Regions from separate parts of the Homo sapiens genome. Here region 1 is linked to region 2. The links are chromatin contacts, found by Hi-C in ENCODE. All regions are on one chromosome and are shown on one strand. Each heading gives the region's core, a stretch centred on a gene start or an enhancer-like site at or near the end of the contact. The rest is flanking DNA. Distances are from core to core; before and after follow the strand shown. Region 1 has its middle 72 kb from the start of NCAPH. Region 2 holds the start of ANKRD36C (ankyrin repeat domain 36C).

Evidence for each region. Hi-C counts contacts between places; a loop is a spot of excess contacts on that map. Pooled maps may share reads with other maps.
Region 1: a loop to region 2 is called in a pooled map, with 6 times the contacts of the local background. The contact joins the enhancer-like site here to the promoter of ANKRD36C in region 2. A Hi-C loop is called at or near these places in 8 of 50 pooled maps.

What each region holds. Positions count from the first base shown.
Region 1 is chr2:96,405,503-96,409,426 of GRCh38, reverse strand. No RefSeq gene overlaps it. Among named protein-coding and RNA genes, the nearest start is that of NCAPH, 72 kb to the right of the region's middle. Within about 2 kb of position 1,891, at least 21 of the 41 ENCODE cell types and tissues checked have a DNase peak (open chromatin) inside an H3K27ac peak, as active enhancers do.
Region 2 is chr2:95,989,891-95,993,536 of GRCh38, reverse strand. It overlaps ANKRD36C (ankyrin repeat domain 36C), which reads left to right and starts at 1,713. Exons shown (of 88, transcript NM_001393982.1): 1 at 1,713-2,025. The coding sequence starts at 1,829. RefSeq lists silencers at 897-1,076, 1,437-1,496, 1,527-1,576.

The DNA of each region.
Region 1 (3,924 bases), core at 642-3,141, 420 kb before region 2:
TGGTTTTCATGGTCAGGATAACCATGACCCATTAATAATAATGGGCCACCTGGTGGTCTGGCTGGTAGCAACAAAGCTTTAAATCAATTGTTCAGAATTCCTTCCTGGGATGCGACACTGTGCAACCTTGGTTATCTCCTCAGGCCAGTTCCTGGAATTTTTTTTTTTCTTTTTTTTGAGACAGGGTCTTGCTGTGTTGCCAGGCTGGAGTACAATGGCACCATCATGACTCACTGCAGACTTGACCTCCCTGGGCTCAAGTGATCCTCCCACCTCAGACTCCTGAGTAGCTGGGACTACACGTGTTTGTCACTATGCTCAGCTAATTTTTGTATTTTTTTGGAGAGACGGGGTTTTGTCATGTTGCCCAAGCAGGTCTAAAACTTACAGACTCAAGCGATCCGCCTGCCTCGCCTCTCAAAATGCTAGGATTACACATGTGAGCCACTGCGCCTGGCCAGAGTTCTTTAAGTAAGCGGCATGGTTAAACATTATGGCATCGTGGGGTAGTGGTGTGGGTTTTGTGATCCGTGGGAATGCTGTAGTGGGGCTGAGCTGAAGCCAAGTCTTATCTCTACTGTCTCAGTACTCTCACTCCAGCTATTACCGAGCAAATGGGCTTGCTGCCTGACTGCACAGAAGCCAACACTGCTGCTCCAGCTTTGAGAAAAGAAAAGCTTCATTGTGAGGCAGACCAGCAAGGAGACAGGAGGCACAGCTCAAACTTCTCTCTCCAATTTGGGGTGTGGGGCACGTTTTAAGGGGTCAGAGGGCAAGGGAAAGTATTTAGGAATGTTGGCTTGGCAGGGTCTGATTGGAGGGCTTCAAATTTAACCATTTGTGGTAAGGTATGTTGAGGCAGATTTTAGCCCCAGATCTTCCAGGCCCATAGACTCCTTCCTTTTGAAAGGGTTCCAGTGTTCAGGTTCTGGTCATGTCCCAGTCCTGTTGGCTCTGCAGGAAGAAATCATTGGTTCCGGTGTTGTTAGAGGTCAAAGCTTTTTCTATTGTGCCTGGACTACATGACTCGCAGTTTTGGCTTGGTTATACCTACAAGGTAACTTGACATTCTCTTATCAACAGAGTAGGCTCAGTTTGGTCTGGTTCTGTGATTACGCCACTCCTTGTATCCTTTCAAATAACCATTTCGGGCCAGGCACAGTGGCTCACATCTGTAATCCCAGCACTTTGGGAGGCCGAGGCAGGAGGATCACTTGAGGTCAGGAGTTTGAGACCAGCCTGGCTAACATACAAAAACTAGCCAGTCAAGGTTGCAGGAGCCTGTAATCCCAGCTACTCAGGAGGCTCAGGCAAGATAATCGTTTGAACCCGAAAGGCGGAGGTTGCAGTGAGCCGAGGTCGCGCCATTGCACTCCAGCCTGGACAATGGAGCAAGACTCTGTCTCAAACAAACAAAAATAAAACAAAACAAAAAAAACCCCACCCATTTCGTTACAGTTTGAGAGAGTCTGAGAGGCTGAAAGGACTGGATCCTTTCTGTGTGGGTGTTGATGTCACAGATTTGACATCATTGTCCCCGGGCCCCTCTGGGGGAGCTGGCCCCTGCAGTCCCTGAGGCTGAGTCTGGGCGTGAAAGGCTTGCTTTTGGCTGGCACACTGGGACCGTTGTTTTCAGCCAACAGATGAAACCCAGCTAGTTGGAAGAGGCCCATTCAACCCCCATGTTTACACATGAGGAGCTGGGGGCCAGGGCGACAGGAAGTGGCTTGCCCATGTCAGTGGAGCTGGTGGCAGAGCATCCGCTTGGCAGAGGATGGCAGCCCACAGCCCCAGGCGATGGAGGCACCCCATTTCCAGTGTGGCTGCTTCGTGCTTGCTGTTGACTTGCAGTTTGGAACCTTGTACTGCGTGCTTCATTCGCAGGACAGAAGCTAAATCTGCGCCCTCTGCCGTCCTCTCAGAGGAAGTGCCTGTATTTGGTGAGAACGGGGGTGAGAGAGGCTCCAAGATGCCCCTTGGCAGAAATTTCCAGTAATTGGCTGGGAGGAGGCTCACCCCACCTGAGCAGGAGCAAGCGGCGGTAGGGAACACAGCGCGCACGAAATAGCAAATTTCACTGATTATTGAGAAGAAAGGAGAGGGGGTGTATTTGGTGAGCTGGAGGTGGTCTCCTCACATATCTGTTAGGATGTTTGCAGCCATGAGCAACAGGAAACCTAATTCCAATGACCTAAACAAGGAGGCTTTGTCATCCCACATCACAGGCAGCCCCAAGGCAAGGCAACTCCGGGTCAGCTACTTTAGTAGCTCAATTTGGTACCATCAAGAATCATAAATCATGGATGGGCACAGAGGCTCGTGCCTGTAATCCCAGCACTCTGGGAGGCTGAAGCGGGAGGATCACTTGAAGCCAGAAGTTGGAGGCCAGCCTGGGCAATATAGTAAGACCCTATCTCTACAAAAAAATGTGTAGAGATGTGGTGGCACATGCCTATACTCCCCCCTACTTGAGAGGCGAGGCAAGAGGATCGCTTAAGGCCAGGAGTTTGAGGCTGCAGTGAGCTATGATTATGGCACTGAAATCCAGCCTGGGTAACCGAGCAAGACCCCCACTCTCTAAAAAAAGAATCATAAATCATAACATCGCTTTGTACTCCAACAATTTATACAATTATAAAATATTGATGTACAACTTTAAAAAAACAGGAGCGAAAAAAGAGTCCTTCCCCCTCAGCCATCCTCAGCATACAGCCTGGCCCCACCTCCCATGCCTGCCAGATGGCAGCTGCAGGCCCACGCAGACTCCCAGCTCTGCGGGGAAGATTCGCTGTGAGTTTTTTTAAGAAACTATCCCCCATCGGCCAGGCGCGGTGGCTCATGCCTGTAATCCCAGCACTTTGGGAGGCCTAGGCGGGCAGATCACAAGGTCAGGAGATCGAGACCATCCTGGCTAACATGGTGAAACCTCGTCTCTACTAAAAACATAAAAAATTAGCCGGGCGTGGTGGCGGGCACCTGTAGTCCCAGCTACTCGGGAGGCTGAGGCAGGAGAATGGCGTGAACCCAGGAGGCAGAGCTTGCAGTGAGCCGAGATCGCGCCACTGCACTCCAGCCTAGGGGACAGAGCGAGACTCCATCTAAAAAAACAAAAAAGAAAAGAAAAGAAAAAAAGAAAAAGAAACTAAGAAACTATCCCCCAGCAAATGTTCCTGTACATCTCATTGGCCAGAGCTGCATCACATGCCCATTTGTAAACCAACAATGGACAAGGGGAATGGGGCCACTGTGACTGGTTCAGTCAATCAGATTGGGCTGAGCTGGAGATGGGACTCTGGTCACCTTCCCTGAGCCTGTGGGCCAGATGGGCAAAGAAGGAAGACAAGGCTGACTGTGGAGAGCCAGCAGTGTTACAACGCCTCCCCACCTGTTTTAGAACCTGCCAAAGTCAGGGTTGGACAAAAGGGTTTCACACCCTGTTTTATTCCCTGTCAAAGCCCACACAGTATCCAGATGCTCCCCTTGTTGAAATGGGGTCTTTGGCAGTCCAGCCTCCTGGGTCTCGGTGGGCAGGGTGTCGGGAAGACACGGCCTCTACTGGGGTGTCTGGTGACTGTTCCAGCAGGAGGGGATGGAGGGGCACCCTAACTCTATTTCAGAGCCCTTCTAGGCCTGAGATTGTGGCCCGGATGGCCTCTTACAAAAGGAAACCTGCCTTCAACTCCTTCCAGCAAAATCTCCAGGAATTTAAACAGAGGGAGGGTCTTAAGCTACAGGTGGAATTCCTCCCTGGATGGAGAAGGAGGCACATCCTCCAAAGCAGGATTCCCATCAGAGGCACTGAAGGCACAGAATTCACATTGCTAACCACAACAGTGGCCAGAGCAACACTGACACCTTTTATTCTGGCAAAAAATAAAAATGAAAAGAGGGTGAGAAATTGCTATGTGGACTCAGTTTTCCTGC
Region 2 (3,646 bases), core at 464-2,963:
AGCTCGAAATAGAATTTTAAATTTATCTTGATGTTTTACTCAACAACGTAGAAGCATCTTTTATGTCATTATTTTAAGTCACAACCACTTTTAGTGATGATGATTTAAAGAACCATTTGCTTTTTCCTTACTGTTCCCTGTTTTTAGATTTTTGGCTAGTGTCTAATTTTTCCCTGTTATAAATAATGCTGAGATGAACAGAATATGTAGATTTCTAATAATTTGCAAATGAACAGCATATGAAAAACATGAGCAAAAATTTTGCAGTTATAATTACTCAACACAAGTTTTAAATAAATTACTTTTATTTTGAGCGTTCATTCTTACGTATGTTATAGGAAGTAAGTAAGAAGCATTCCTTACTCCTTAGAATTTTGTTTATAAGTTAGTGATGAATTGGAAAGGGTAGCTTGCCCCTGGAATTCTCTGATAAGCACAGGTGATGAGGAAAATGGAGAAATCCAAGAATTCCTTTGTCTTTCCTTGAAAGTAGTCAACTTTAAGTGCAGTGCAGGCGTGCCCTCTAGCGGCCAAATAAAAAATAAAGAAATACGGGAAACCTTCAGCATTGTAACAATCGCACGTCCCCATCTAGTGGCTAACGTGTGTAAATGCAGCTTTTCTAATCACAATAACGAATGTTACTTGATTTATATGTCTCATGAGGTGAAGAGCTGGAAGGAATCTTAGAGACCATGTATTTCAACTTCCTCACGGAGTGGCATGCAGGCAGCAGCCTTGGGAACCCCGATTGCCCCTCCTCACACCTGCCCATCATAGGACTTGGGCGACGGGGTGGTGAAGTCAGGCTGTGGCCCCAGCGGCGCCACGAGGCCGAAAACCGGCGCTCAGCCTCATCCCGGTGGCTGCAGAGTGCCAAGCGCCAGGTCCTGCGCTCCGGGCGCGGGTCAGAAGCAGCTGGCAAGGGCAGCGCAGCCTGTGGGCCCTTGGGCGCTGGCCGGCCGCAGCTCCGGGAAGCCACGTCAGCCCACGGGCGCTGCAGCTGCAGCCGCCACCAGCACATGGAGCAGGGGTCCCCGAGGATTGGGAATCCCCGACCAGGCCTGCGCCTCCAGCCGCGCGGACCCCGGGGCCAGCCTGGCCGCGGCAAGTCAGGCAGTCTGCGGCAGGAGCGCCGGGCATGGGCTTCGGCCGGGGGTGCAGGAGGCGCGCACCCTCCGGCCGGATGGCGGCGCACTCAGGGCTCAGGAGGCCATCCCACGGGAGCCCCGCCAGCCCCCGCCGGAGCCCGAGCTGCAGTGCCGCCTGCAAGTGGTGCGCTGGCTGCAGCTGTGGCAACCCCAGATCCCGTCCTCCCGCCTCGCACCCATCAGCGCGGACCCCGGGGGCGACGCAGTGGCGATGTCGGGCTGTGGGCCCAGCGGTGGCACTAGGCGGAGAAGCACCACTCAACCCCATCCCTGGGCTGCAGAGGGCCCAGCGCGGGGGGCTCCGAGCGTCGGGAGCCTGTGGAAGAGAAGAGCGCGCGGGCGACAGTTAAACAGGCCCTGGGGCAGGGCGCGCCTCGCGCTCCAGGGAGCCCCGCCCTCCCGCGGCACCTCCGCAGCAACCGCCGCCTGCACTGGGCGCGCGAGAGCTGCTAGGGCGGTTTCTCTGCCTCGGGCCTGTTGGGCAGGGCCGGCTAAGGTGCGCGTGCTCGCTGGTTCTAACCCTTCTGTTGGGCGTTTCTGCTGAGAGGCGGGAGGCGCTGAGAGTCTGTGCGAAGGTCCGTGGACAGACTGCTTTGCCTGTTGTTGCTCTTCGGAGGCGGCGATCCCCGAAGGCGAGCTGAAATACGGCTGCAGGCTACAATTTGCAGCCGACCATTATGGATGACAAGGAGCCGAAGAGGTGGCCCACCCTCAGGGACCGCTTGTGCTCGGATGGCTTCTTATTTCCCCAATACCCCATTAAACCGTATCATCTGAAGGGGATCCACAGAGCTGTCTTCTATCGTGATCTGGAGGAACTGAAGTTCGTTCTGCTCACGCGTTATGACATCAATAAGAGAGACAGGAAGGAAAGGTAATGGGGGCCGGGAGCCGGGGCTGCGGGAGGAGGCCTGTGGATGTGGAGAAGTACCCCTTTCCAGGCTGAGGGCTGCGGGGCGGATGGTCCGGGGCTCGGGGTATGGACGGGGGCTAGGGGGTGCCTGGCTGGGGTGGGAGTGAGTGGAGCGGGGCCTGGGGAGTGGCGGTATATGGGGTGGCGGGGTGTGGAGTGAGTTGGGGGATGGGAGTGGGGAGTAGGGGGTGCATGGGGTGGGGGTGTGAATGGGCTGAGGTGGACGGAATGAAGGCTTGGGGGGTAGGGGGTGTGGGGTGGGGAGATGGGGTGAGGGTTCAATGGGATAGAGGACTGGAGGTGGGGGTGAGGTGTGGGGGTGAATGGGGTGGCGGAAAGGGGTGCAGAGGTGAGGGGGGCGAGTCCTGTCACCAAAGGGGCTGGACTTTCTTTCCTGGCAGGCTCAGCCGCACCTGGGATGTGGAAACCTTGGCAGGGGCGAGCACCCAGGTCATTTTCACAAGCAGCAAAACAAAAACAAAACTTCAGCTGGTTTCCAATCACTCACCATGCTGCTTCTTTATAAATCATTTTAAAGTGATTTCACTAATAAAATTCAGCATGTACAGCGTTTTATTTTTAATGTACACGTTTTAAAGCATAATGTTACATACATTATGGAAAGGTGCATAATGAGAGAAATCATTTCCATAATATATCAACTTCCTGACTAAAAATTCTTTGGATAAAAATCCAATATTTATTTGATATCAATGGACACCTATGTCAATTTGGTTTTCACTGAGGGACCTTAGAGGGAAACTTTGAAGTGGGAAGATGGTCTGTGTTCTTGAATAGAAAGACACATTTTTCTAAAGTTCTGAGCTCTTTCTATGTTTATAAATTTTACATAATCCAAATAAAGTTATCAAAGTGTTAATATTTTTGAATTACTCATGCTGTCTTTTACTATTGTGACGACATTAAGAAAACTTTTGAAATGGAGTCAAAAAAGACTTGCCTTTCTAGATATGAAAATGTGCTGTTAATTTCCACAAGTTATTTACTAACAGCTGAAACAACAAATCAGTGAATGGAACAGGTTAGAAAATCCAGGAACACACCAATATGTGTAAGAATTTATTAGGTTGGTGCAAAAGCAATTGCGGTTTTTGCCGCAATTACAAGTAATGGCGAAAACTGCAATTGCCTTTGCACCAATCTAATAGAATTGGATAATGGTGACATTTCATATTAGTAGGAAAAGATGAATTACTCATAAATGAAGTGCCTGCTAACTATTTGGAGAAATCTGGCTAGATTTTTATGTCACAGAAATAAGTTCGTTATGGAATGTAGATTAAAAACTTTAAATGCACAAAATAAGAGATAACAGAAAAAACCACAAATGCCTACTTATATTGATTCATGTTTATATTCCTACAAATATCACAAGCACACATTCTGAAGGTCGATTTAGCAAAATAAAAAAAATCCAGTTTATAAGAAAAAATTAAAAGACAATATGTGTATATACATATTAGATAAAAAAGTGATTTTCATTTTACAGAGAATTCTTCAAATAAACAAGAGCTCTCATTTAAAATAGAGCAAAGCATTTTTTTTTCAGATATTCAAGCAA